4 separate regions of the Homo sapiens genome follow, and all the other regions are linked to region 3. Evidence: chromatin contacts called from ENCODE Hi-C or POLR2A ChIA-PET data. All regions are on one chromosome and are shown on one strand. The core of a region is the stretch at or near the end of the contact, and the rest is flanking DNA. Distances in the headings are between cores, read along the strand shown. Region 1 holds the start of TLE3 (TLE family member 3, transcriptional corepressor). Region 2 holds the start of RPLP1 (ribosomal protein lateral stalk subunit P1). Region 3 holds the start of SENP8 (SUMO peptidase family member, NEDD8 specific). Region 4 holds the start of GLCE (glucuronic acid epimerase).

The links. A loop is a pair of places that touch in the nucleus more often than their neighbours do. ChIA-PET counts read pairs that join two places held with the same protein, here RNA polymerase II (POLR2A). Pooled maps may share reads with other maps.
Region 1: a loop to region 3 is called in a map of naive thymus-derived CD4-positive, alpha-beta T cell, with 12 times the contacts of the local background. The contact joins the promoter of TLE3 here to the promoter of SENP8 in region 3. A Hi-C loop is called at or near these places in 1 of 168 maps with a recorded cell type or tissue (naive thymus-derived CD4-positive, alpha-beta T cell), 1 of 37 single-sample maps with no recorded cell type and 9 of 50 pooled maps.
Region 2: a map of B cell shows a loop between it and region 3 (28-fold over the local background). The contact joins the promoter of RPLP1 here to the promoter of SENP8 in region 3. A Hi-C loop is called at or near these places in 4 of 168 maps with a recorded cell type or tissue (B cell, CD14-positive monocyte, CD8-positive, alpha-beta T cell and 1 more), 4 of 37 single-sample maps with no recorded cell type and 16 of 50 pooled maps. POLR2A ChIA-PET finds 5 or more read pairs at or near these places in 3 of 52 experiments (SK-N-SH, T-cell and activated B cell).
Region 4: a map of B cell shows a loop between it and region 3 (20-fold over the local background). The contact joins the promoter of GLCE here to the promoter of SENP8 in region 3. A Hi-C loop is called at or near these places in 1 of 168 maps with a recorded cell type or tissue (B cell), 1 of 37 single-sample maps with no recorded cell type and 6 of 50 pooled maps.

What each region holds. Positions count from the first base shown.
Region 1 is chr15:70,096,450-70,103,737 of GRCh38, reverse strand. It overlaps TLE3 (TLE family member 3, transcriptional corepressor), which reads left to right and starts at 5,821. Exons shown (of 20, transcript NM_001105192.3): 1 at 5,821-6,963. The coding sequence starts at 6,940. RefSeq lists silencers at 3,136-3,235, 4,494-4,643, 4,714-4,793, 6,383-6,552, 6,563-6,682 and enhancers at 3,464-4,501, 4,589-5,563.
Region 2 is chr15:69,449,153-69,455,916 of GRCh38, reverse strand. RPLP1 (ribosomal protein lateral stalk subunit P1) reads right to left here and starts at 3,099. Exons shown (of 4, transcript NM_001003.3): 1 at 2,897-3,099; 2 at 2,196-2,270; 3 at 630-747; 4 at 1-489. The coding sequence starts at 2,968. The coding sequence ends at 410. RefSeq lists enhancers at 2,554-2,663, 2,814-3,063, 3,344-3,393 and a silencer at 2,744-2,793.
Region 3 is chr15:72,116,037-72,123,242 of GRCh38, reverse strand. It overlaps SENP8 (SUMO peptidase family member, NEDD8 specific), which reads right to left and starts at 4,840. Exons shown (of 2, transcript NM_145204.4): 1 at 4,779-4,840. It overlaps MYO9A (myosin IXA), which reads left to right and starts at 5,093. Exons shown (of 42, transcript NM_006901.4): 1 at 5,093-5,563. RefSeq lists a silencer at 4,972-5,741 and an enhancer at 5,942-6,151.
Region 4 is chr15:69,154,904-69,162,530 of GRCh38, reverse strand. GLCE (glucuronic acid epimerase) reads right to left here and starts at 1,896. Exons shown (of 5, transcript NM_015554.3): 1 at 1,774-1,896. It also overlaps the pseudogene LOC100421574. RefSeq lists silencers at 1,517-1,626, 1,827-2,036 and an enhancer at 1,734-2,234.

The DNA of each region.
Region 1 (7,288 bases), core at 4,572-7,071, 2.0 Mb after region 3:
GGTTGGTGCTGCCACACAGTCCGGATGAGTGGATCCCTCTCTCCTGGCTGTAGTAACCTTCAGAGGCATCCTCACTGGAGCCTGAAATGGGAGTCGGGATAGGGGCAGGGTCTTAGAGAAGCAAGCTCTTAGCTCCGTTCCCCAGGGAATAAAAACAGCTTGTCAGGTGGCAAAACTAAGAAAAGACCAAGGAAGCAGAAACCACCCAGGTGCGGGGTGAGGGGGAAGGGAAGGGTTTCGATAGAAGTATTTGTTCATCCTGTCCCCTCTGCCCACCACAACTTCTGTCCATCCTTTTGAGCTGAGCTCAAGCTCCAGCCTTCCAGGAAGCCCTTCCAGAACCACCCTTCTCACAACTGTTCTCCCCCACTTCATACTTTATAGGCTTACTTTTTGTGGCTTGTCTTCTCAGAAATGCTATGAATATTGCACTGTGGTGGCAGACAGATTTCCCTCTGCCTCTATCCACTCCCACCTCACCCCAGCTTTAGCTTTGAATTGCCCCTCCCCATTCCTTCCTTCCCCTCTCCTGCACACTCCAAGGGTCCTTGGGCTTCAGGGATGCCCAAGGTCATCTGAGGACCATGATAAAGAATGGGATTCCCAGAGAGGGAGAGGAAGGCCCAGTGACCTCGGGAGGGCCTTCCTGAGAGTCCAGAGGAGAGGAGCTGGGTGTTCCCACCTGGGCTTGGCTGTGTCTATGCAGAATAAGGTTGGGGCTGCTGCCTGGCTTGCTCCCCCCAGGGCTGGGATAGAAGACCTTCCTAGCCTCTCCAGGCACGCAGAAAATGTTGGAGGAGTTGAATCACCCAGATAGTTGTACATTATCATCATGGCCACCACAGCTAACTGTTATCGATCACTTAATGTGCCAGGTTCTGTACTAAGTACACTACATGCATTATCTCCATCGATTCTCGGGACAATCCTCCTCAGGTACTGGATTGTTATCTCCACTTTACAGATGAGGAAATGGAGGCTTAGCAAGATTAAATAAGTCCCCCAAGGTCACATAGCTTGAACCAGTCAGAGAATGGGAAGACGAGTTGGGAGACCCTGGGAAGTCCTCTCCTTCCACTAGCCTTGGTCCTCTTCCCTGAGATGAGGTAGCTGCAGGATGAGCTTTATAGGAGCTCCCTCTGGGGCCCTCCAGATTCCTGTGGTCCCTCTTGCAGCCCTGGCCTGCATTCTCAGGAAAGCCAAGCTTGTAGATACAGCAGGGCGTAGTAGGTAAGGGCAGGCACACTGGTGCCCAATTGCCTGGGTCCTGTCCCTGGGACACTGATGCCCAAATGCCTGTGTCCATCAGTCACTGATGTGACCTTGGGCACATCATTGTACCACTGTGTATCAATTTCCCCATCTGTAAAATGGGGCTGATACTCATGGCACCCACTTCATTTCTTGTGTGAGTATTAAATGTGTTCATATTTGTCAAGTGCTTAGAATAGCACTGCACACAGCTTGAGCACTATGTAAGAGTTTGTTAAATAAATAAAAATTTCCCTTTCTTTTGCTCTATGTCGAGGTGCTTGCTTGTGGAGGAAGGTCTGGGATGCCCGGTGAGTGGAGGGGTGGGGGTAGGGGGGACAGAATTACTCTAGTCATGAAGACAAAGCAATTGGGGGAGCCCTATAGAATCAACTGAGGGGGTGTGGCATGGTGAGGGAGATTTCTGTCCTCTCTGAGAAGTTCCAACAAGAGGCTTCCACAAATCAAAGCCAGTGGAGGCAGTAGAGGAAGGGATGACAGGGAGAGGTTTGCAACCCCACCCACGGCACTGTGATCCATTCCTCAAATAGGTGACCACAGCCTGGTGGCTGGCCTGAGCCATACCCTTTAATTCCTAAGGGGGTAAAGCATATACTAACTCAGCTAAAGTGCTTGAAGAATATTTTAAAAGACTCAGAGAAGTGGCTCCTCGGACTGGCAGACAGTTGCTCACCAGCCACCTTGCACCCCAAATAAGGGGCTGGGGGCTGGGGAGCCGCTGCTCTGTAAATCCAGGCCGGGCTTTCTGTCTCACCCGGGTGACTTTTTTTTTTTTTTTTTTTTTTAATGTGCCAGGAATTCCTCTCCCACGTGGGGTGGACTCCGAGGTACTCAATTAAGCAGCCAATGAAAAGTCAGCTCTCCGGTAGCAAATGACCCTGACACTTCTTGTAACATAAACAGTTGAAACGTTTCCAATTAGAACTGGAGACAGAGACGTTTGAACTCTTTCTCTCGACTCCCCTCCTTCTTTAAAATAATTGTCAAGCCTTTGGACGGGGTGTTGTATACATGTTTTTTATTTTCTTTTCTCTTTCTCCAGCATAAAAGACATGTATTTTTCTCCTTGTTTTTCCTAATTTGTGGGGTGGCATGTTGGGGCGGGGTGGGGGGGTGCGGGGAGATAGCGGTGGTAAGCTTAAAGGGATGTTGGCCTGGTTCCTTACCTCCCTGCCCCCTTCCTGCTCAGGGTTCAGGCAGCCGGTGAGAGCGGGGAGTGACGCTGGGTGAGGAGTGAGTGGGAGCTACAGGCAGGAGAGGCCTGTTCTCCCAAAGCCAGGCTCTCAGAAAGGGCTGGGCATGAATGAATGAATGAATGCCTTTTCTTCAGCAAAAACTTGCACGTATCCAGCTTGCGTAAGCAAAGGGGTCGCTGAGGTTGGCCATTAAACTGGCTGCCCTGGATTCGAATCCTGACCCTCTGCCCAGCTTGGGGCAAATGATTGAGCTTTCTCAGCCTCTCTTTTTTGCTCTATAAAATGGGGTCCCCAGCCAAACTGCTTCCCTCGGGAGTGAGGTAAGGGAGAGGAGAGCGCTGCCTGGGTAGCAGTGCCCTGCCTTGTACCTAGTGAGCGCTCAAGCGCTGTTCTTCCTGACTGCGTAGCGTGGTTCTACCGCCCGGCTCTGCGGAGGAGGCGGCGCTCTGCAAAACCGCGTCGGGGACACGCAGCCGCGAACTCCTCCAGCGTGCCGGGCTCGGCCCTGGCGCTGGGGCTCACAGGTGAACTCGACGTGGGTCTGCCCTGCTGGAGCGCTCTGGCTCGTGTGGTCACCGGGGGGCGTGGACGTCGGGGCAGGAGGGACACCCGGGCGAGAGACAGAGCTGCTGTCCTTTTCTGTACACAATCTTCGGAAGACCCGACCTGGGGGCCCCGCGGCTTCTCGGCCGCCTGCTGGCGGGCGCCGTCGGAGCCAGTCCAGAGGGAGACTGAGAGGGAGGCCCGGCGAGGCGCCGCGTCCCTGGCATCTTGAAGGCATTGTGTTTAATAAATCCGAGCGAGACGCACACCCGCTCTCATCCCCCTCTCCTCTCAGCTCCCAAATCGAGACCTGCTGTAGGACCCCCAGTTTACGGGGTCTTAAAACCCCCTCTACTTTGAGTAGCAGCTTCAAAGAGCTCCCTTTAAAGTTCGCCCCCTCCCCCGCCCCCACGTCCCCTTTCACAGGCCACCCCTCCTCCACCACTCCTTCTAGACTTCTGGAGGACGACGACAACAAAACACTAAATGCAAGTTTAAAGGGGGGAGGGGAAAGTCTTCAGGCTTCCTCCAGAACGTGGGCTGTGGAAGTGACCTGTTTCAGGCGTGCGCAGGAGTCGCCACACCGTAGAGTTTGGGTTTTCTTTTTCTTTCTTTTTTTTCCTCTTTTCTTTTCCTTCTTCTTTTTTTTTTTTTTTTTTTTTGTTTGTGTGTGTGTTTTTACCTTTTATTATTTAAATTGATACGTTTCATTACTAGGGAGAAAAATAAAATATTCCTTTGATACACAAAATCAAATTGATATTTAGCCTCTGCTTACTTTTTTATGCATGGCTCCTTTATACCACATGGTAGTGACAGATTGTTTGAGCTGGAAGGAAAAGCCATTCAAAGCTAATTAAGCAGCCATTCCAAGCACTATTTGCAAGCGGGAGGCTCAGAAGCCTCGGCATTTGTCAGCGCTCCCCCACCCCGCGTGGTTTTGACTGACAGCTCTGGCCGCGGACTGACAGGGCCCAGCAGCTCCGCCAATCAGCAACGAAGAGCCCCTTCGGCGGTCCGTGATTGGTGACTCGCACCTTGCTCGGAGGCGTGGTCGGCGTCCCCCACGTGGGGCTGGAGCGAGAAATGGGCGGGGCGAGTAAGAAGCGGGTGCGCCCACCCGTGACGTAAGGGGGAGGGCAGAGAAGGGGGAGGGGGAAAGGAAGCGCCAAAGAGGAGCCATTTTGTTTCTAATGAATGCTGCGGCCAGATGCTCGCATCTGTCGAGCCGGGCTTCTCCCTCCCCCGTCTTCGGTGCGCGCCGAAACACGATTTATGTTTTTATTTAGGAGAATAAATAAATGAAGAGGGGAGCGCGGTTCGGGGCTGGCGGCCGGAGCGGGCGCGGGGAGGTTCAGTTCTGAGGCGGGTGCTCACGTGTAACTCCCCGCGCTCCGGCCTCCGAGCGCCCGCTAGCTCTCAGCTCCTCATTAAGATGCAAAAGCGAACCTCCGGCTCCTAATGAGGGGAAAATATAGATCCGGGGACGCGCGGCCGGCTCGCGCGCGGGCTCGCGGACTTGCCGGGGAGGGCCCCGGGGGTCCCGCCTTGGCCGTCCACCGGGCGGTGCGCGCTTTGAGGTCCACTCCCTGCTTGCTCGTCTGCCCCGCCGTAACCCCGAGCGCGGGAGGGCGAGGCCATCGGTTTGCGGGCAAGCTGGCCCCGGAGTCGAGTGGCCTGTGCGACCAAGCGGGGGGTCCGGGGGGCCCGGGGCCGGGGCGAGCGAGCGGGGGAGCGTCCGCGTCCCTCGGAGTGTCCAGGCTAGCGACCGAGACACCTACAGGCTTCCGCCAACGCCGTGGCACTGCCGGGAGCAGGCTGAGCAAACCAGGTGGGAACTCGGAGTTCCCGGGCCTCGGCCGAGCAGGGTCCCGACCCCATCCCCAACCCCCTCAGCCTGGGGATGCAGTGAGGAGCCCGCGCGGCGAGGCTGCGTCGAGGGTGAAGTTGTGCCCACGGGGAAGGCGCCCCGAATGGGGCCAGCCGTGGCTGAGCCTGTTGTCCACGGGCAGCCGGGCCCTTCCATCTGCGCTGCCCGCCTAGCCAGAGTCCCTCAGACTTCTCCTCGCAGGCAGCCGCCGCACATCAAAGGAGCTGTTTATTTGGCTTTCTGAAAAGAAGGGCGAGTGAACAAAGGAGAGCTGGGGGCTAATGTGGGGGAGGCGGGCAGAAGAAGGGGTGAAGAAAAGGGGACATCCTGAGTTCCGAGCAAATTTTTAAAGGTCGGAGGCAACTTTAGGAGCCACCGTTTTATCAGTCCTAAATCTTTTGAAGTGAAAACATTAAAGTGACAAAGTGATTGTTTGTTTTATAGTATCTAATTGGGCTGCTTTGCAGACCTAATGAGATTAGAGGGAGGAATCGTTCGCCGCCGCTGCAGAATAAACTGATACATTACTACCAGCCACAGGTTTTGAAGATTGTACAGCTTGTCTTATTTTCTTTTGTTGTTATTCCTCTGTCTTCCCTCTTTCCTCCTCCCGCTAAATAATTATTTGCTAGTAGACCGTGGGAAAAAAAAGGAGGAAAAAAACTCGAGCAGCCCAGGACTATAATATATATCTATTTATTATATGTCTTTCGGTTAATTCCTGATCTGAGGAGCGCTGTTTTTCACTCCCATGCGAAAGTCACCAGCGGGTAGGGCCTGATTGCTACTTTTCATGCATAGTTTTAGACACAAGAGGGCATTGTGACGTCGCGCCCAGCGGCACCCAGTCGTAGGCCGAGTCCCGCAGCCCCACGTGGGGGCCCCGCGCTCCCATTGGCCAGCGCCGGACGAAGCTGCCACATTATTTTGTTACTTTTCAGTCCCTATTTGGAACTGCTCTCGCGGCAGTTCAGACCTCGTGCTCGTCCCCTTCGCCTGTCTGTGTGTGGTATCCGTAGGTCCGGGGCACTTTTTTTTTTGGTGTGTGTGTGTGTGCGTGCGCGCGTGTGTGTGTGTTGGGTGTGTGTGTTTTGGGGGTTTGCCGGGGCGCGGAGAGGAGAGCCGGGCCGAGGGGAAGGAAGGAAGCCGTAGAGCTCCCCGGTCTCGGGCTGCGTCTCCCCTCCAGCGCTCTCCTGCCTGTGCGCTCCGACGCGGCAGCGGCGGTGGCGCTGAGCGCTCCTCGGTGGGGACGCGGTGCTCAAGCTGGGAGCAGCGAGAACCCTTTGCGGAGGCTTCCCGTGCCCGCTGGACTTAGGATGCCAGGGCGTTTGATTTGCACCTACTGAGCCCGGAGTTCCTCCCCGGCCCTGGGAAGGGCTTGCAGCGGCGGCGGCGGCGGCGGCAGCGGCAGTAGCAGACGGAACAGCAGGCTCTCCTCTCCGAGGGGGGGCGTCGAAGCGCCCGCGCCGGGCTCCCGCCCTCACCCTCCGGCGCTCCTGCGGCCCCAAGCCACCACCTCGTAGCCCGCCTCCTTCCTCTTCTCGCCGCGAGCCCCAGGCCCGGACGCCTCTAGGATCGGACCCGCGCGCCCCGGATGCTTGGGGCTGCCCCGGCGCGCCCCCCTACAGGCGCGACCCGCTGAGTGACCCGGAGGGGGCCCGAGCTCGCCCCAGGAGGGGCCCCCGGCCTCGGGACCCCGCGCCGGACCTGCTGGGGAGCCGACGATGTCCGCGCAGTCCCAGGCATTGACGCGCTCGACGCAGCCCAGGGAAGGCGGCCGGCCGCTGCCCGCCGAGCCCTAGGCGCACAAAGCCCGCGCCCGCCGCCCGGCCCCGGCGCCCGCCGACGACTTTGCCGCCTGCTCCGCGGCTCTTTGTCTCCACTTGGGGCGGGCGCCCGACTCTGGGATTTCGCTGCGAGAACGAGCTGGGGGGGCCGGGGGCGAGCTCTCGGTTTCCCGGCCGCCCCCCGCTCGGGCTCGGCTCCCCCCTCCCCCGCACCTCCCCGGCCCGGGCTCTCGGCGCTTCCACGCTCTCGGAATCACGACCCCTCCCTGCCATGTATCCGCAGGGCAGACATCCGGTGAGTAATTGCAACTCGGTTTATTTAAGCATCTATCATGGCAGGGTAAACGAGGCAGTTTATCTGGCACCTCCATTTTGCTTGTTGCTACCTTTATGGTGTGTGTGTTTGTGTGTGTGCTCTCACACAAAGGGGGATGCGGCCGGGGGGCGCCGTTGAGAGAGGAGGTTAATTCCGCGCGAGTGGCGCGGGGGGCTGCTTGTGTTCCAGGGGGAGCTGTTCACGCGGTCCCCGGCCCCGCTCTGAAGTCTCCCAACTCACCCGGCTTGTCTCCCGCCCCCGCCTTACTGGGGAGAGGGAGGCCCTTGGTGAAAGGCATGGGAGC
Region 2 (6,764 bases), core at 1,850-4,349, 2.7 Mb after region 3:
ATTCAGCATACGTCAAAGTTCGTTCTTAGGCAGGGTTGTATAGGGTAAATACCCAGGAGGCTTTCTAAAGCTGGTCTGTATTACCCTCCACCCCCAGTGTAGGGGACACACCTTATAATCATCAAGTTTACACAGGTAACCTGGACAAAGCATCTGCTCTGATCCTTCCTCCTGCCACCCCAGTGCAGTTTTCAACACTGTACCATGAGGTGCCTTCTTGTTAGCATCAGGATTGTCTAAATCTCACATCCGGCAATGGTGGCAGGGAAAATCCAGCCTGTGTCATGGCAGAATAGGCTGAAAGCCAACATTACAAAACAGACCATTTTTGCAGAGCACATTCCAAAACTATGGACAAGACCAACAGCAGTAAAGTTCAGCTTTTTATTGAACATGTTATAAAAGAGGTTTAGTCAAAAAGACCAAAGCCCATGTCATCATCAGACTCCTCGGATTCTTCTTTCTTTGCTTCCACTTTCTTCTCCTCAGCTAGAAAAAAAAAGTCAATCAGGTGTTAGGATTTCCATACTTCATATACTTGTGAAAAATTAATGGCAATTTTGTCTATAATACTATTTTTTAAAAAATCTCTACACTCCTCCCAATACTAAAAACTCCATGTTTCCTACCTGGAGCAGCAGCAGTGGAGGGGGCAGGACCTCCTGCTGGTGCAGCACCAGCTGCTGGAGCAGGTCCACCGGCCCCTACATTGCAGATGAGGCTCCCAATGTTGACGTTGGCCAGGGCCTGCAATACATGTGCATGCATAGGTAAACGCCCAGTTCTGTCCTTGTTAAGCACTCACGCAGCCAAAAACGAAAAGTATCCCCCATTCCAGGTTACAGTGATCAACCCCTAACACTATATACAGTGAGTTCCACATCCATGGATTCAACAGTGGAAAAATAAGCATGTGTACCAAACATGTAGACTTCTAAAGTATACAGGAGGATGTGCATAGGTTATATGCAAATACATTTATATAAGAGATGGAACATCCTGGGATTTTGTTATTAGTGGAAGGTCCTGGAACCAATACCCCAGACACTGGCTTTTCTTTGCTAACAGCCAAGACTTAGGTTACAGGGCAACGCACTACTGTTCAGCTTTGAATCTGATAATTACATTCCTATATGTTAAGAACCTCCTGAGGCAGCTGATTTCCCTCCTTTTACAAATAATATGTTGGTAAAAAAAAAATCCAAACTTCCTGAAACACTCAAATGAATATTCTTTCCACAGTTCCATGTCTCCTCTTAACAGTGAATTCAAATTTTCAGTCTACTAAACAAATATAGGACTTCAAAAGGGGCTTGTTAAATATGACATAGGTACAATGTTTTCAATCTTTCAAAACTCTTTAGAGGTCACAACCCTGGAGTTAGATGCTATTAGCTTCACTTGACAGAGATTAAGTAACCTGTACAATGGAAAATAGCCAGTGCAAGCTCCATGACCAGGAACCTCTTTATTAGTCTTTTATATCCCAACACACAGTACCTACTGTGTCAATGAAGTCCGCTAAACCCAAATGTCCATCAAACCATAGGTTTAATGCAAGAATTTACTGAAAGAATTTGCTTGCGGGCCGGGAGCGGTGGCTCAAGCCTGTAATCTCAGCACTTTGGGAGGCAGAGGCGGGGGGATCACGAGGTCAGGAGATCGAGACCATCCTGGCTAACATGGTGAAACCCCGTCACTACTAAACACACACACAAAAATTAGCCAGGCATGGTGGCGCACGCCTGTAGTCCCAGCTGCTCGGGAGGCTGAGGCAGGATAATGGCGTGAACCCGGGAGGCGGAGCTTGCAGTGAGCTGAGATCGCACCACTGCACTCCAGCCTGGGTGACTCCGTCTCAAGAAAAAAAAAAGAAAAAGAAAAAGAATTTGCTTGCAACTTAACATGCGTAGTACCTATCTCCCGAGTGACCCTTTTTGGGAATAAATGACCTGATTCACATTTTTTTTAACCATGGTTTCAGAGCAAAAGGGAAACCAGAGTCTGATAAGGAAACGTAAGACTTGACAAGCTGAAATCTTATTAGCTCCTAGAGATATACATGCAACGAAAAACACCTAGGAGATCCAGCGGCATGTGGGGCGTTATGGCACCGCTGGGGGTACTTTAGCATGTACAACTGCCCTCGTAAATCAGCAGGCCTTACCACAATCACTTTGCCACCATCACCTTACCTTTGCAAACAAGCCAGGCCAAAAAGGCTCAACATTTACACCGGCTGCTTTAATGAGGGCATTGATCTTATCCTCCTACAACAAATAAAAACGTCAATCCATCAAAACGTAGCGTATGTAATATCTCCAAAATGCTGCACGTCACTCAATAAGTGTACATAACATGTTTAACCAGCTCAAATATTCTATCACAAGCAAAAGAGATGTGTGCCAGGCGCCCTGCAATGAGGCGAGCCCATCACTGCTGTTTCACGGGCTGGGACTTGCCTGAGTCACGCGGCTATTTTTAAGTTACAAGACCTGGGAGGTGGAGCCGAGCTCGGGCGCCTTCCTCCACGACCGGGGGAATTCAAGGCAATTACACCGAAAGAGGTCCGAGTAAGTGTCCCTGAGAGAGACGAGGCACGGGTCAGGGTGCCCAAGCACTGCGGAAGAGCTTTTCTACACGAAGGCTCTTGGAGCCGGAGCGCCCAGCCTCAAGCGCACTCCATGCCCGCTGGGCCCGCACGTGGTCCCGGGGGCCCAGGACCTGCCCGGAGAGAGGCCCCAGCCCCGAGGAGCGCCCGCCCTATGCGGCCTGTGTTCGCGGCCTGGCCCCGGCCGGAAGTGCTCAGTCGAACGGCCTGGAGCCGGGAACCGCATGGAGAGCCGAAAGTCACCGCCCACAGGCAGCCCGGCCGCCGGCCCGCGCCCGCACTCACCGTGACTGTCACCTCATCGTCGTGCAGAATGAGGGCCGAGTAGATGCAGGCGAGCTCGGAGACAGAGGCCATGGCGCGGGCGAGTGTAGGGCTGGCGCTGCCGGACGCGGTGCTAGTCGCCGGATGAAGTGAGGGCCTCACCCCAACGCAGCCTTAGCTTCCTCGGAAGGACCGAGCACCTTGGCGGCAGCTGAGGAAAGGGGCTCTCGCGCCTATACGCAGCCTCTTATGTGTCCACGCGGACCAATCGGCGCCCGCACCGGGCGGAAGAGGCGGACCCAGGACCCACTGAAGGCGCCTGCGCACTGCGCCTGATTGGTTCTTACTGTTGAGAAAGTTTCTCAGCGCCTGCAAATACGGTCCCACTTTATTTGGGTAAATTATAGGACCTGAGAACGTTAAAAACACTTTTAGGTTAGGGTTGCCTAGGTATTCGGACTTCGCCTCCGTTGGTTCCATGAGTTGCTTGACTTGGCAGGAGCTCCGCTGTGGCCCTGGTGACATTGTTCGTAATCTCCTGGTTAGGTCGCGGCCTTCCCAGCCGGCGCTGACCCTGAGAGTAAGGGCTGCGTCCCAGCTTGGAGGCCCCTGCTTAGCGCAGGACCTTGGTTGAGATAGGTAGATGTAGGAGGATGAGAGAAACTAACAGCGTTATGCTAGCAGAAGCCGTAGAGCGCTTACTATGTCCCAGGCACTGAGCCACATTCTGCAAGGATTCACGTAATCCTCACACACCAGGAGTTGGATGTTATCTCCATCTTGCATATGGCAAAATTAAGTCTTAGAGCTGGTAAACTAGCCCAAGATTATGTAGTTACCGCGCAGTGGAGCGTGGATTTGGAATCTAGAAGCCTAACTTAGACCCGGTAGCTAACTCAAGATTGCATAGTTCCGCGCGGTGGAGCGTGGAGTTGGAATCCAGAAGCCTAACTTAGACCTGGTAACTAACCGAAGATTGCATAGTGCCGCGCGGTGAGCGTGGAGGTGGAATCCAGAAGTCTAACTTCACTGCCTAGTGCTTGGGGGAAGGAGGGATTATGGGTAAGCTGTCTACAACCCGTTATTTGTTATCTAAACCCAATTTAAATTCCTACCTTCAAAAATGGTCATCTTTGCATTCCTCGTGGAATTTGCTTAGTTTACCGGAAAGTTAGTTCTATGTATATATATCTTTTTTTTTGGTGGGGGGGGGGCACCTTCTTTGTTTAGTCCATCCCATTATTTAATAATCATCTCTGAAGAAACATTTCTGTTGGAATCCACCGATCTAGAGTCCCACTTGGGTCAATCTTAACTACAAACATAAATATTTTCACATCCGGAATTTTTTAAAAAAGCATTTATAAAGCTATCAAACTTTTAAAAAATAAAGCTGTTGAGTTTTCATCCAAATCTAAGCAGCCATTATAGTGGAATTTTGGTCAAGAAAGGTTAAAGCTATTAAAAAATCCAAACATTTCCAAAGCTACAATGAGTCAGTCCAAAATACTGTTTGTCCAGCAGTGTACATAAAAAACTGATCTGCCGGGTGCGGTGGCTCACGCCTGCAATCCCAACCCTTTGGGAGGCTGAGGCGGGTGGATAGCCTGAGGTCAGCAGTTCGAGACCAGCCTGGCCAACATAGTGAAACCTTGTCTCTATTAAAAATACAAAAAATTTAGCTGGGCGTGGTGGCGGGCACCTGTAATCCCAGCTACTAGGGCGGCTGAAGCAGGAGAATCGCTTGAACCCAGGAGGCGGAGGTTGCATTGCGCTGAGATTGTGCCATTGCACTCCGGCTTGGGCAACAAGAGCAAAACTCCCTCTCAAAAAAACAAAACTGATCTGGTTGACAAGTGGCACTTTGTGGTCATTGAGGAAATAATCTTCTTCTCCATCTATATATTATAGATAATACTTTTTACAGGGTATCAAACAGTAAGCACTAACCACAGCTATTCAAGAGAAGTAGTTAAGCAAAACATCAGTACTCATGCATTTCCTTTTGTGTTGATGAAGGACTTAGTGGATTCAACAGTTACTTCAGACAAATTCCACTGCCCCATATTCTCCTATCGTAGTAAAAATTTCCTATTAATATTTTGAAAATACTATGCAATAAGCCATTAAAAAAAATTTTTTTTTTCTGAGACGGAGTTTCACTCTTGTTCCCCAGGCTGGAGTGCAATGGCACGATCTCGGCTCACTGCAACTTCCACCTCCCAGGTTCAAGCGATTCTCCTGCCACAGCCTCCAGAGTAACTGAGATTATAGGCGTGTGCCACCATGCCCAGCTAATTTTTTGTATTTTTAGTAGAAACAGGGTTTCACCATGTTGGCCAGGCTGGTCTCGAACTCCTAACCTCAGGTGATTCACCCACCTTGGCCTCCCAAAGTGCTGGGATTACAGGGGTGAACCACTGTGCCCGGCTAAATTTTTTTTTTTTAAGTGGGCTGGGGCAGGTCATGGTGGCTCATGCCTGTAATCCAAACACTTTTGGGAGGCCAAGGCGGGAGGATCGCTTGAGCCCAGGAGTTCAAGACCAGCCTGGGGCAACATAGTGAGACCCAGTCTCTATTAATTTTTTGTTTGTTTGTTTTTGAGACAGGGTCTCACTCCATTGCCCAGGCTGGGGCACAGTGGTGCCATCACAACTCACTGCAACCACTGCCTCCCTGCAACCACTGCCTCCCAGGCTCAGGCAATCCTCCCACCTCAGCCTCCCCAGTAGGTGGGACTACAGGTGCGTGCCACCACACCTGGCTAATTTTTAAACTTTTTGTAGGGATGGGATTTCACCATGTTGCTCAGGCTGGTCTTGAACTCCTGACCTCAAGCCATCCTGTTTCAGCCTCTCAAAGTACTGGGATTACAGTTGTGAGCCACCATGCCCGGGCTGTCTCTATTATTTTAAATAATAATTTAAAAAGCAGGCTGGGTGCTGTGGCTCATGCCTGTAATTCTAGCACTTTGGGAGGCCAAGTCGGGAGGATTGCTTGAGGCCAGGAGTTTGAGACCAGACAAGGCCACAGAGCAAGGCCCCATCTCTACAAAAAATAAAAAATTAGCCAGGTGTGCTGGCATTTGCCTGTAGTTGCAGCTACTCAAGAGGCTGAGGTGAGAGGATTGCTTGAGCCTGGGAGGTTGAGACTACAGTGAGCTGTGATCATGTCATTGCACTCCATTTTGGGTGACAGAATGAGACCCCATCTCAAAAAAGAAAGAAAAAAGCCAGCCTAGGCAACATAGCAAGACACCAGCTCTACAAAAATATTTTTAAAAATTTAATTAGCTGGGCATGGTGGTGAGCACCTGTAGTCCCAGCTTCTTGGGAGGCTGAGGCAGGAGGATCACATGAATCCAGGAGTTTGAGGTTATAGTGAGCCATGATTGCACCACTGCATTTCAGCCTGGGCAACAGAGCAAGACCCTGTTTCTAAAAAAAAAACTTTAAGAAGAAAATCAAGAAATAAATTCTGTATCTACTGCAATAGCAATTTAACCTTTAGTGTCCTGAAGCGTTCTAAAAACACACATATAGGCCAGGTGCAGTGGCTCACGCCTGTAATCCCAGTACTTTGGGAAGCTGAGGAGGGCGGATCACCTGAGGAGTTCAAGACCAGCCTGACCAACATGGAGAAACCCCGTCTCTACTAAAAATACAAAATTAGCTGGGCCTGGTGGCTCATGCTTTTAATCCCAGCTACTGGGGAGGCTGAGGCAGGAGAATCGCTTGAACCCAGGAGGCGGAGGTTGCGGTGAGCCGAGATTGCGCCATTGCACTCAAGCCTGGGCAAGAGTGAAAATCCATCCCTCCCCTCAAAAACACACACACACACACATATATGACATTGTTTACTACTATACTGTGAGTGACTAGTGCATTTT
Region 3 (7,206 bases), core at 3,591-6,090:
CTGTGGTCAGCACATGGCAGCTCTATGCAAACACACTATTTGAAAGAACACAAAAAAGCTATGATCTTTTAATCTCATTTGTTCTAAGGATTTCAAATCCTGGCAAGTTATTTTTTTCATAGATAGTTAAGAGGTAAATTGTCATTACAAATTGCTCATTAGTGGGTTTCAAAAATGTGCCTGGCACATAGTAGAGGTTCAATAAATATCTAATGAATTAATGAGTAATGAATCACACGACTTTGAGAGTTTTATTCATTGGCCATCAGGGAAAGCAAGCCTAAGGTTTTCAAACAATAATACAGATGCTCAAAATAGTAACTATAGTTGGGACAAATTTTTTGGGATCAAGACAATGATCCAGTGCTTTTATAAGTTGATTGTGGAGTAAGCCATTTAATTGGGAGCCAGAGAAAGGAACTTTCAGAAATTTTCTGTAAGTAATAAAAATTATTAAAAAGCCTCATAAAAGTATTATTTCTGATTTCAGATAGACCCACTCCTCCTCCTCCCGCAAAAGGTGTCAGATAGCTGAACCTCAAGTTCTGCATAAACTTAATTCTTCCTATCACCACCCAAATGGCCTCCAATTATTTGATGGACAGAAAGTCAATATAGGCTAGTTATGTTGAAGAAGGTGGTAATGGTGGCCTCTCTGAGAACCTAGTTCTGGAAGTTAATTTTATAGGACTCATTTGGATCAGTAATACCTAAACCCCAAATTCAATTTTTTAGAATACATTTAAAAAGTACATACTTTGGGTACTAGCTGGATTTGAGCAGTAAGTTTCTATAGTCCGGTATTGATCAGTTTCAAAGGAGATGGGTTGCCTGGGCCTTGAGGACTTCACATTCTTTTGCTAATGTGTTTAAACTAAACTTCTTTCCCATCCAAGAAGTTTAAGGAATTGGCAAAAAGAGAGGAGTTCTGACTTTTAAAAGTCAGAAATGTAGGACTCACAGGTATAGACAGGTATATAGACAGTACATACTTTGGGTACTAGCTGGATTTGAGCAGTAAGTTTTTATAGTCCGGTATTGATCAGTTTCAAAGGAGATGGGTTGCCTGGGCCTTGAGGACCTCCCATTCTTTTGCTAATGTGTTTAAACTAAACTTCTTTCCCATCCAAGAAGTTTAAGGAATTGGCAAAAAGAGAGGAGTTCTGACTTTTAAAAGACAGAAATGTAGGACTCACAGGTATAGACAGGTTCTGACTTTTAAAAGTCAGAAATGTAGGACTCACAGGTATAGATGGAGTTTGACTGAGGAAGGCCTTGGCAAGATCTGTGAACTTATGGTAAGGCCATTGCTTTATTAGAAGTACTAACAATATCATTTATAATACAAAAGACTGGGCTAGCCTCTTGACCACATAAAGTTAACTGACTCCCACACTGGGGTATATATTCCTGTTGACAGGTATGCCATTTATTCCAATGTATGTTACTCTAGACTGGTCAGCACATTGTGGAAATAAAGGAATTTAGCAGACTCTAGAGATCACCTCAAGATTTTTTTTGGAGACAGGCTCTCTGTCACTCAGGCTGGAGTGCAGTGGCATGAACACTGCAGCCTCGACCTCCTGGGCTCATGTAATCCTCCTGCTTCAGTCTCCCGTGTAGATGGGACCACAGGCAGGCACCACTATGTCTGGCTAATTTTCTTTTTTTTTTTTTGGAGAGACACGGTCTCACTTTGTTGCCCAGGCTGGTCTTGAACTCCTGGGCTCAAGTGATCCTCCTGCCTCAGCCTCCCCAAGTGCTGGGATTACAGGCCTGAGCCACTGCACCTGGCCCAAGATTCCATTTTTCAAAAATTAATTAACTTATTGTTCTAGTCTCTTCATTCCTATCTTCTCTTTTGATAATCTAACCTGCACATTATTCTAGATTTTCAAACAGAACTCTAATCACATTATTCTACTCCAAAAAATTTTAACAACCCTCCATTGTCTACCAAAGTAACTACAAATTACAGCCTGGCATTCAATGATTTCCACAAAAATAGCCCCAATCTACCTTTCCTGATTTATTTTCTGGTATTACTCTCACAGACATATACACCCACAAGCTCAGTCCCTCTGCAGGCCCTGGTTATTAGGAAACAGTGGGATAGTACTGGTTGCTGCCCCAGAGCCAGCCTCTCATCCCAGCAGAGAGGTTGGGAAGTGAACACTGCTTCATCATTTTTCTGAAACACAGATTTGATGTCATGCTCTTGCTTAAAACCATTATACTGAGATATTTTAAAACTTAGGATCCATAGACCAGGATGTGGCTAGAATATCAGGGTTCTGTGAACTTAGACTGGGAAAACAATTGCATCTTTGTTTTCAATAATCAGTAGCTGAAATTTAGCATTTCTTCAATAAGTGTGGACCACAAACTACAATATTAGCACTCTCTTTTTTACCAATAGAAATCTGATATTTTCACATCACATTAAAGTTGCTGCAGGCATTTCAAAATATAATTTATAGTCATCACTACTTAGAAATTATATAATTAGACCTGCTGCCAGATTTTATTTAATGCATAAAGTGCATATATATCACACATTTGTTTTAATATTTTAAAAACTTAACAAAATTAGTTTCCTTTATATTACTACGTATTCTATTTTATATATTTAAGAACATTTTTCTGAGACTGAATCTATAAGGTGGACTGCCAACAAGGTCCACTGGGTAAAAGAGGTTAAGAACCTTTTTTGTACTTATTAATTACTTCTAGTAATATAATCTAAACTCTTCACCATGGAATTCAAGGCTCCTCATAATCTGTTCACACCCACTTTATCATCTTCATCTCTGTCCCACCTCTACTCTCCATACTATGCTCTAGCCATACTAGACAACAATAACTCGTTCTTATCTGGGTCTGATAGACAGGTTTTTGGATTAACCCTAGTTAATAGATAGCAGCCATACACTGTCTTGGTCTTTACCTCATACAGCTTCTCTGCCTGCCAAGTGAATTCTTTGTTTAAAGGCCTGCTTTCCCTAATACGGTAATTTTCCATCCTAATTGAGCTGTATTTTAAATATCTTTATATCTCATTACTAACTTAAATGATAAATAATAGAAAAAGATTCTAAATTGGCAAGGCACTGTATGTAGTAATCTCTATGAGAGTGGATGTTGGTCTTTGCATCTCATAAATTGGCTTAGCTCTGGATGTTGGTCTCTGCATCTCATAAATTGGCTTAGCTCTGATCATTTTGGGGACAGAAGTGGGGATGGCCTTTGAGCTTTAAGGCTGGAGACAACAGCTGACCAATCCTGGACGGAAGGGAACGGGAGAGCAAAGAGACAAGTAACTAATTTGGACCTGATAAACACTGAGGAATGAACAGTGCTGAAGAGAAAGGCAAGAGTGGCTCCTTCTCCCATTTCCCAGACCAGTTATTCCAAACATAACGCCGCTCAAGTTTCTCATTCCATCTCCAAGCCTCTCTGTAGTTAAATGACCTCCATCTTTTTTTTCTGGGGGCGGGGACGGAGTCTCGCTCTGTCACCCAGGCTGGAGTGCAGTGGCGCGATCTTGGCTCACTGCAAGCTCCGCCTTCCGGGTTCATGCCATTCTCCTGCCTTGGCCTCCCGAGTAGCTGGGACTACAGGCGCCTGCTACCACGCCCGGCTAATTTTTTGTATATTTAGTAGAGACGAGGTTTCACCATGTTGGCCTGGATGGTCTCGATCTCTTGACCTCGTGATCCACCCGCCTCGGCCTCCCAAAGTGCTGGGATTACAGGCGTGAGCCACCGCGCCCGGCTAAATGACCTCCATCTTAATGTTACAGAGCCAACTGTCTCAACTTCCTTCTCTCTAGTTTAGTGAGTCTCAATCTTTAGCATTAGAGTCACCTGTGGAGCTTTAAAACAGTAATGACACCTGGCACAACCCAGAATTTAATTGGTCTAGAGTGGGGCAACAGTATTGGTTTTATTTAACAAAAAGTTTCCCAGGTGATTCAAATGCACATACAAGGTTGCGTTCCACTAGTGATCTTGATCTTATAAATTAGCCTCCCTCACCCTCGAAGAGGCCACTTCTCGGTTTCATGGTACGCTTTTGAGTCTTCTACCTAAACAGAAAACATTCCTGAGGGCCATATTCTCGTTCCTCATTTCTCTAACTTTATAACGATGCTTCTTTAAAGGGAAGTCTACACTAGTACGGTTTCCATCAGGTTTATTTTACTTCTTTTTTCTCTTTCAGACCACCACTGTCACATGCTCTTGCGCCCGTTATTCTGCTTTTACCTCCTTTCGTATTTCTTTGACCAGGTACTGGATTACTAGTCTTTTAACACAGTCCTCTAAAAGTGACCCAAAAGTCACCCTGGAAAGGGCTTCCTCACGTTATCCTCCTACACAACCTGGGACCCCTCTTCTGTGCGCAGACAGCATCCCGTGCATTTTTCTCTATTGTCACTTTATTGTACTACCACTGCGGATTCTCTCACGGTCTCCTATACAAAAGCACTTCAAAAAGCTGACACCACTTAATTCGCCTCTGACATTCTGGAACCCAAGGCATGGAAACCACTCAGTGAAAAGTCTGAGAAATGAATGGAAACGGAGGTCGGGGCGGGGACAATGGAGGGGGCAGTGGGTGGAGAGAGCGTGCGTGTTTGAAAAGGGGCGGGGGCTATGACCGGCGGCGCTGAGAATCCAGGTCCAGAATCGGGAGGGAGCACGGATACGCCAGAATCTGAGTGGGTGGGAGAGCGATCCACTGCCGAGACAAACCGAAGTGGGGAGGAGGCTTCTTACCTGCCTCGGGCCTCACCACCCCAACCAGCCTTCAGGCACCTCTGTGTTGGCCGGAAAGCGACAGCTACGGTCGCAAACTCAGAGGTTTCGTCCCCAACCTTGCGACATCCCTTTCCAGTACAGGGAGAATCTAAAGCTGAGTTCCCTGCTCTGCCGTAAGGTGAAGAAGAAAAAATTTGGGCGGGGCCGCCTGGGGCGTAGGAAAGGGGGCGTGTCTGCGCAAGCGCACGCTGTACTCTCCAGTGGCGTCACGTGCGGGGGCGGGACAGGGCGGGGCCGACCCGTGCTGGCAGTAGGGGGCGTGGGAGGTAAGTGCGCGCGCGCCTGCTCGCCTGCAGCCGGGGAGTCGCGCGGGGCGGGGCCGCGTGCGCGGGGTCGGGGGCGCGCGACCGAAGCGGATAAGGGACGCGGCGGCGGTTGGCTGTGTCTGTTGAGAGAGTACAGGACAGCCCGGACTGCGAGAGGCGGCGGCGGAGGCAGTAGTTGCACCGGCAGAGGCGGCCGCTGGCAGCGGTTGAGGCGGCGGTCCAACGCGTGCTCTCTGGGCGGGGTGCGGCGGGGGATGTGCCTGCTCAGGCCGGGCGGAGTCTCTCTGACAGGGCGGGGGATGCGCCGCGGCCGCTCGCCCGGACCCTGAGGCTGCTGGGCCCACCCTCCCGGAACCGTCCGACCCTCGGTGGCCTCGGCCTCTTCTGCCATCTCCGGTCCTACCCTGGGGCGGAGGGTGGAAGGCAGCTTCCGTCGAAGAGGAGGGGGCTGCGGTGGCCACCGCGGCGGAGCCCGAGGTAAGACCCGCCCAAGCGCCCAGCGGCCCTGCAGCCCGTCCTGGCCCACGTCTCAGCCTCGCTATTTGGCTCCGGTCGGGCCGCCCCGCCCCGTCCCAGCGGAGACGCCCCGCGAGCGGGTCTGCGCCGAGCCTCCCAAACACCAGATCACGGCCCCGGATCCCCAGTAGACCCCACCCCCTGTATCTTCCATTGGCCGGGCACCATTCCGGCCCTCCAGCCTCCCCGGAGATTCTGTCACGGTCCCCCCAACCCAGCAGACCCCATTAGTACCCCTCAGAGTCCCTTAGGACTCTTAATGGAGCTTCTAGACTACGTTACATCCTCCCTTGGGCTGACGTGATTACAGTTCTCAGGCAAAGTCTCGACCGCCCCCTAACCCATTGCGTCCCCCATGTGCCCCTCGCCCTACTCTTCTTAGTAGAACCCCTCCCAGCTCGCTCATCACCAAGCCGACTAGCACTAACCCTAGCCATCACGGCTTTCAGATAGCCGCTGTCATGGTGTTCTTACTCCCGGTAGATGTGGTGTCAGTCCCTCTAGACACCGTCACAGACTTTGGCTTCTCTCCCACCACCGACTGTAGCCTCTCTCAACAGACCTCTCCTCAAGCAAACCTTGTTATCTTTCTCCTTAGTCGCGATCCTTTCTTTGGTTGAAAGGGCTTTGCCATGAAATCCTGAGGGAATATTTGCTTAGCCTAATGTATTCCCTCCATTGTGGCTTAAGGGGACCGACCGAGACCCATGTTTGGAGGGGTTGGGCTGAAAAAAGTGGGAGGCAGAGTGAAGTTATGGAAGCATGAGGCCAGTTGTGTGTGTGCCATTATAAGGTCACAGAGCCTGCACCTCGTCTTGTCTGTTCTGTGTAGAACGTGTGAGGTTGTCCAGCACTGATGTTTTAGGGACCTCTGTAAGGATTAAATCACGTTGCACTAGTGGATATAACTATGTCGTCTTGTAGTATTACTTCACCTCCTTGTCGATTGCTGCAGATACTAGAACTGTTTCTTATTTTTATTTTTAAAGGATACTAGGGGACTTTTTTTGGATTCACTGTTTTTTGGATTTGCTAGAAAAATAAGATTTGTAGCATTCCTTAATCCCTGAATGCTTCGATGTCGGTTTAATAATAAACTTCTGTTGCCTGGTGCTGCTGTCTTGCTTCTCCAAGAAGCAAGTACAGAAATCATGCAGTGTTCACTGAGGTCATTACCAACAACAGCCTTCTCAATAGCAGTAAAATGTTGAATAAAATGTTTGTAGAAGTTGAGCTCCTGAGTTGTCAAGAAAGAAATGTAATGTTGCATCAAATGATCAGTACGTAATTTTAATATTGGTATAAAGATGAAATATAAAGAGGTCTTTGTAGTCATACACACACACACAGTAAAAAATGTTAAAGTAACAGGAGAAAATCACATTAAAATTATAGATAATAACTAGACGTAAAAGCCAAAAGTTTCGGAAGAGTAATGTAGTAAAAATTTCTGTTCCGCCTTCACTCTCCAGCCACCCATTTTTCCTCTTTAGAGGCAACCACTATTTCCAGCTTCATGTGTATCCTTTCTGTGATATTTCCAATATATAAACCTACACATTTATATTTTTAAGACACTGTACACAAATGGTTGCATACTTTAC
Region 4 (7,627 bases), core at 647-3,146, 3.0 Mb after region 3:
AAGAAAAAGACTAAGGCAGGCAAAATTATTTGCTTTGGTATACTCAAATTTGTCTGTTAACCCCAGATTACATATTTACAGAACAGCTCTGAGTACGGACTTCACTGCCTGCCACATTAACTTTCATATACAGGCCTCTGTGATAGAGTAACTAACCAAAAGAAATGTCAGGCAAACACATAGGCTTTCTCACCTATACGCTGTTTTTTTTTTTAACCAATACACATACATACAAGTCATTTTATTTAAATCCCACCTACGCCTACGCTAGTTACCAAAACCTCTGTAATATCCAAGGCTAAATACACTTTTACAATACAATGAAACTGTTAAGCAGAATTCTCTAAAAAAGCTCGATTAACCATCCTTACAGGTCACAGAAAACGTTTTTGCAGAGTTCTAGCTTTGGGATTTCAAATTCCATTGTTTTCTGGAGGCTGAATTTGACGTTATCCCTCTCTACAAATGCTTTTCAAAGGACAGAAAGAAGCCAGACAGAACACGCTTCCCTGCACTATCCGACTCTGCCTAACATTCACTCAGGCAAGACTTCAGAACAGATCTAATCATGCAGGATGAGCAAAGCAGACCACCACCTAGGAAAGCAAGCCAAAATCAGTCTTCCCCACCCTCAACAGATTCCAGTTGCTCAGGAGCTGTATCCACGCTCAACCTGCGGACACCGGCCTCCTAAAGAACCTGCAGACCAAACGCCCACCTAAGGTGCTGCCACTCTAGCTCCCGGAGCTCCAGCGAGACCAGCGCGCCCCCACAGGGATCCCGGGGCAGAGAAAAGAAAACTGCAGAACAAACGCACTGCTTCTTCAACTAGGCAACAACACCGATCAATCCTCCAACTAAGCATTGAGTAAATCTCATCCAGAGAGAAGGAGACCTGAACAAAAACGTTTCAGGATGCTGCCCAGCCTGCGCGGTAGCACCAAAGCCCTCTCCCGCCCTCAGCGGACCCAGCGCCTGCGGAGCCGCGCCCACCCCGAGAGACTGCCCGGGGGCCAGCTAACTCGCCCCGTCGCCCCCAAAAGACTGGAGACCATGCCAAGTTACCGCCCCGCTCCGGGCAAAGCAGAAACCCCGGCCAGACGCTGGTCGCCGCTACACACCCTCAGCCCCCAACAACCCCCCAAGGCGGCCCCGGCCCCAGCGGAACGGATACATCGCTCTCTCACCCGGAGACACCGATGAACAGACCCCTCTCCCCAGAACCCGGACACACTGCTTCTTCATCCCAGCAATGCGAAACGGACGCCCACGCCCGCTCAAAGAACCCCCAAGACCCCGATGATCTGCCTCCAGAGACAAGGTTTACACCGGTGTAAACCTTGCTAAACTGCATTCTCTGCCCCAAAGAGCTCGGGACCCGGGTAAAAAGACCCCTTGTCCCGGAACCCCGCTACACCACCTCCAAGAAGCTCAAGACCCTGATAAATCTCCCTCGACGTCAAAGACCTAGGACCCCGTGTGCCGCCACCCACCCCTACCCCAAGCCGGAAGAGCCCCCAGGATCCCTAATACATTGCCCCCTCACCTCGGGAGCTCCGGCACCCGCTACACCGCCCTTGGGCGCCCGCGCCCGGATCCCACTGCACCGCCTCCTCGCCCCCCGGACTCCCAAACCCCGCCAAGCCTCGCGCCCACCAGGCAGCGCCGCGCAGCCCCCAGAGCCGCCCCCGTCAGGAGCCCGCCTGCTCCGGCTGCTCCGTGTCCCCGCTCCCCGACCGCTCCTCAGCGGAGACGCGCTCCGGGCTTTCTAACCTGAGCAGCGTCGGAGGGCGAGCAGACACGGGAGCCCTGAGGAAGAGAAGGAGACAGCAGAGAAGGGGTGGCTCAGGCCTGCGGTGCCGCAGCTCCAGCCTCTCGGCAAGGAAGCGCTTGTGTGAGGAGAGCCCTCCCGCTCCGCGCGCAGCCGGGAGACCGAGCCACCGCCGTGCCCGCAGCTCTTCCCGCGAGATCCCAGCCACGGCAAGGGGCGGGGCCACGGCGGGGGGCGGTAGCGGCAGCTCCTCGAGTGACAGTCCTGGCAGCCTGTCGGCTGCAGGACGGGCGGCAGGACTCGGAGTCTACTACGACCAATTGTAAAAAAGGAAAGGTGATTCTCCCCGCCCCTTCTCCGCCCCTCTTCTTCTCCGCTCCTCCTTAATAAACTGTGAGCAAAGGTAGTAGTGACCAGAAGTAGTAGGAGGCAGTGGACTTTCGCGGTAAGGTAGCTCGAATGACGTGACGTGCTTGGCTTGTGTGTGGTCCTGCTAGGCCGCCGTAGATACACCTGGTTTGGGGAAGAGGCTGGTCTTCACACCGGTGTAAACCGAGGTGCGGTTACCCTTGGTTACAGCGCTGCCCGAAGTGCGCTGGGGATTCCCATCTTCCAGGTTGAAGGCCCACCCACTCCGGTTACCCGCGTCTAAACCTCCATTTAATTCCTTTCCCCGATTTGGGCCTCTCCTCCCTCTCCACCTCAAACAGGGCACCATTGTTAAGATGCCCATGTTTTCCAAACCCCAACCCAGGACATCTGGTCTGACAAAGAACTCGTCTGATGACTGTATTTATTTCTACATACAGCCTTCCAGAAGAATGAAAAGCAAATCTCGAGTTACCAACATAACAAATTCCAAAATTAATGAAAAGTCGTACCTTTATAGACCCCAGTGCCCAGTAGTATTTGGCACACCCAGGGCACTGAATAATGTGAAAGGAATGAATTAAGACTGTTAAATATATGCAAATCTCGAGTTACCAACATAACAAATTCCAACATTACATGAAAAGTCGTACCTTTGTAGACCCCAGTGCCCAGTAGTATTTGGCACACCCAGGGCACTGAATAAGGTGAAAGGAATGAATTAAGACTGTTATACTTAAATATATTAAATCTGGACCTGGCCCCAGAAAATTCGGCTTTCCTAGCCTTTCCTCTATAATGTGAGCCAGTGGCTTCACCCTTAAATCCAGGCTCTTCATTATTATGCCTATCCTGTACCTTCATTCATCTTACCCTCTTCACTCCCTCACCCACAGCAAGAAGTGCCCTTTCTCCTCAAGGTTAAATCTTGCACCTGTGCCCTGGATCCCAGCCATTCCCAGATTTTATTCAGCTATTCTTTCTTTCCCCATTATTAATTTCTTCCTCTAACCTAAATCTTTCTCCCACAAACATAGTCTCGCCCATCCTTTGAACAGAACAAAGCCACCCAATCTCTTCCACCCAAACTACCTTCTCCTTTCTCCTAGGAATCACACTTCTTGGGAAACATTATATTTGCTGCTGAGCACTGTGGCTCATGCCTGTAATCCCAGCACCTTGGGATGCCAAGGTGGGAGGATTGCTTGAGGCCAGGAGTTTGAAACCAGTCTGGGAACATAATAAGGCTCCCCTATATGCAAAAAATAAAAAACTAGCCGGGTGTGGTGGCACACACCTATAGTCCCAGCTATTCGCGGTGGGGGAGGCGGGGTGCTGAGATGGGATGATCGCTTGAGTGTGGGAGGTTGAGGCTGCAGTGTACTGTGACCAAGCCACTGCACTCCAGCCTGGGCCACAGATTGAGGCCCTGTCTCTAAATAAATAAATAAAAGTATACTTGTTGTCTCCACTTTCTCATCTCTTATTTTTCCCACTACAGCGTTGCTTTTGCTCACACAATCTGCTATTCTTTCAATGGTTACAAAAGACCTCTTACCTTCTAGAATAATGGTCTATTTTGGGGTATCTTTCTCATGACCTCTCTCAGCTTATTGACAATGCTGACATCTCTTCCCTTAGTAGCTGCCTAACTACATTCTCCTGATTCTTTGGCAACTCTTCTTTTTTTTTTTTTTTTCCCTGTCCCTTGTCCTGGTTTGAAAACTTGCATATTTATGTCTCCTTATCTTATAGCCACACCTTGTGCATAATATGAAAAATGGCCACACACAGTTGCACACTTTGAGTGCCAATAAGTGGCTGAGACAAAAGCTGTTAGAAGAGTCCAGAGGAGGAGACATGGCTGTGAGGCTTGAGCTGGGTCATAATGAAACACTACGTTGGCCATATAAATCCAAGGCAGAAACGGAGGCCTTTCAGAGGAGAAAAATAATGTGAACCTGAGCACAGAGAAAAGGATGTGGGCTGAGCCTGGGCTGTAGGTCGACAGGTTTGACAGATAGAAGATTCCTGCAGAGAGTAGCGGGAGGTAAGATTAGAGAAAAATCAAATAGTAAAAGGCCTTAAAAATCAGGCCAAGCCGATTTGACTTGGATTCCATATTAAATGGGGAGCCGGGACCAATTTTAATATTTGTAGGGACCATGAGAAGGCTACACATGGAGACCCACATACCAAATGTCTAAATATGTGAAAGTTAAAAAGCTAACAAATGGAGTACTAAAAGCATTATATCCTTTCACCTTGACAAATGTACTTTCATAACAACTTGGAAGACCCAGTTTGAATTGAGAATTCTGAGACTTCTCAGAGCTCCTTGCTGGAACAAGGCAGGTCAGAGAGAACTGCTCCCCACATGGAGCAGCCTTTACCCTTTGCTTCCCATGGCCCCTTCAGCCCTACAGTGCCAGGTACCCTCCACTCCATGAACGCACTAGCCCACATGTCCAAGCTCTGTCTTCACTTTCTCCCCTCCAAAACAGTCATTTCTTGGCTATTCCACAGGTCCAGGGGTGCATATCTCAGGATCTAGGGGAGAAGCCTATGCAGGCTCTGGAAGTGGCTCAGAGCCATTTGGGCAGGGAATACTGGCTCCTGGGTACCTGATGTGAGGTCTGAAGGGGTACAGTCACCTCCAGGTGGACACATTTCTTGGCTTAATGGACTCCTCAGATGTAGGAGCACAGCTGGGGAAGAGCCAGAGCAGAGCCTTTAAAGGGAAGCCCTGCCTGTCTGCATCTAAAGGTGGTAGCAGCAGAGCCACTGAATTTCTTGGTAGGGTAATGACATGTAGAGTTGATCTATACCTTGAAGTATAAATATGTGCATTTTCTGTTTCCCACACCCTCTGCCTTTGCACGAGTATCTTAATAGCAAGAATGTACTGGAAAGACTCTATCCTTTTCTCCAATGCTCAATTTCATAAATTACACCATTCTATGATTCCCTTGTTAATTAGTGCATCAGAAACCTGGTAGTCTCTAAATGTGAGAAAATAGAAAAGCTATGAAGTGCTCTCAGCCTGGAATCAAGCTTGAAACACTTACATTTGACTTCTAGATAAAAATGCTTTGGAAGTAGAAGCTTTTGGAGAGGCCCATTTGAAGGGTACACAGGCAGTAAGAGTACTCAAAAGGCAGTGAGCTGCCACGGAGGGGGGCACCCCTCTCGCCATCTGTCTTTATGGTGCGATGTTTCACTCTGTGGTCTGACAGTCATGCTCTGTTCCCGCAACCTCTCCATCTGGTACCAAGTGCTCCCTTCCTCATGTTTTGCACTTAGAGCCACCAAGGGGCCAGAACCACTATGGTCTCTGTTTTAGCTATCCAAGCCTAGAATTCTGCCTGTGGATCCTGCACGTCTCTCAGCAGTGCTGCAGATAATTTTAGTGTGAGGCTTTGGCACTTGCTTGATCCCAGAACTGGGATCTACTTGTAGCCTCACTGTCACCATCTGTGACTGGCCTTTGCCAACCTGCAGAACAGAACTAGCTAGCTTCTTACTCAGGTCTTACCATCTGCTGCCTGCATTCTGACCTATTAGTCTAAGTGAGCACAGCCAAGCAGTTCTATCCCTGTTCAGAAGCCTTCCTGGTGTCCCATTCTCTGAGCACTCCCCGAGTAAAGCTACCTCCTGGCCACTGCATATTCACAAGGGCACAGAAGCCAGTATTGTTTGAAAATCTGGCTCTCTCAGACCGAATTTCCACTTCATCTTTTTAGAGCTTTGGGGACCACCTATTTTGTTAGGTTGGAAGCATGAAATTCTCTGTAAATTACCCCAAGACTGAGGGAACAGTACTTATCTGTCCATTTGCTGACTCCAGACTAAACCCCTGACCTTGATTGGTTTGTTCATCTGTATGTGTTTTGCACCTAGCCAATCATAAAGGAGGGAAATAAAAGAACAGTGGCAGTTTAAAAATATGTCCCCAAATTATTTGATATACCATCTCTCAAAAAGTAGGCCTCAATTCCCCTCACCCTGAGTATGGGCTACACCTAGTGACTCACTTCTAGCGAGTAGAATATGGACAAAGTGACTGCTTTTGAGACAAGGCCATAAGAGGCATTGCAGCTTCTTCCTTGGTGTCTCTCTTTGATCACTCATTCTGGAGGAAGCCAGCTGCCATGCCTTCAAGCAGGGGTCTCCATAAGCAAGAAACTTAGGCTTGCAGCCAATACCCATGTGAATGAGCCACCTTGAAAACCCCAGTCCAGCCCCAGCAAAGCCTTCAGATGACTACTGCCCCAGGCCAACACCTTGACATAACTTCATGAGACATCCTGAGCCAGAACCACCCAGCTAAACCTCTCCCAGATTCCACACAGAAAATGTGTGAGATAATACATGTTTATTGTTGAACACGTTTATTATGAAGCTACTTCATGTTGGGATCACTTTTTACATAGCAATAGATAGCTAATACAAGTGTTGAGTGTAGTTCAGTCTACTCTTATTCCTGGACAAAAGAGGTAAAAACTTACATCCTTCTAATCATCAGGCCCTAACATTATGTAAAGAGCAAAGGACAATGGCTCTGTAGCCATAACTCTTTACATCGGAAACTCAACTGGAACTGCACCAAAAGTAAGTAGAAGAAACCATTTCTTGGTGGAAACAACGATTCCAGTGCCTTCAGACTCTCCAAAGCATCACAGCAATTAGAGATAACAATAACCGCAGAGCCATTTGGAGATAGTTAACAGTAGGTCTTGAGGAGCAGAGAAAACTTTGTCTCTCCAAACCTTAGAATGCTTCACAACCAGACTGTTTTCATCTAGTCTTGTGGGAAAGTATGTTTTTATGAAAACAGAAGAGAAAACTCAAACATCCTCTTACCCATCCATATTAGCTAAGAATAAAAAGTTGAAAATTCCATCTATAAGGACTCTGTCAAAATAGAATTTACATCCTGACAACATTAAAGTGCCCATGTGAGAGCAAGAGGTGTTTGACAGCAAGAAGACTGAAATTCTTTCTGAATATAATACTATATTTCTGAAGTCTTATCATCGTGAATTAAAATTCAGTGAAAGAATGATTTCTTTATTAAATTAAAAATGAGCAAAATCCCCATAAAAAGGAGACCAGCTGGCTGAGTTATGTACATTGCCTGTATAACTTCATTTTACATATATAAGAGCCATATAGATGGGCCATACATACAAAGAGTTGAATGATTTCCAAATTGACCAGGAGATAACTTATAGCTAAGAAAATATATTTGAGATACATTTGGATCTCCATGATTCAAATGCCATAACACAGACGTGTTGACCTTCGATTTCCTTTAGCAGTGAGGGCAAATTTAAGTTTTTGAACTACACAATCCCAGAGAAAATCTGAGTCTTCCACCCTTCCCTCAACCCCCCATTCTGAAATATAATGAACAAATACTTATTGGATGACTCCTACGTGTAAGAATGCAAGTATAAGCTACAGATCTTGCCAGAAGCTGTAGGA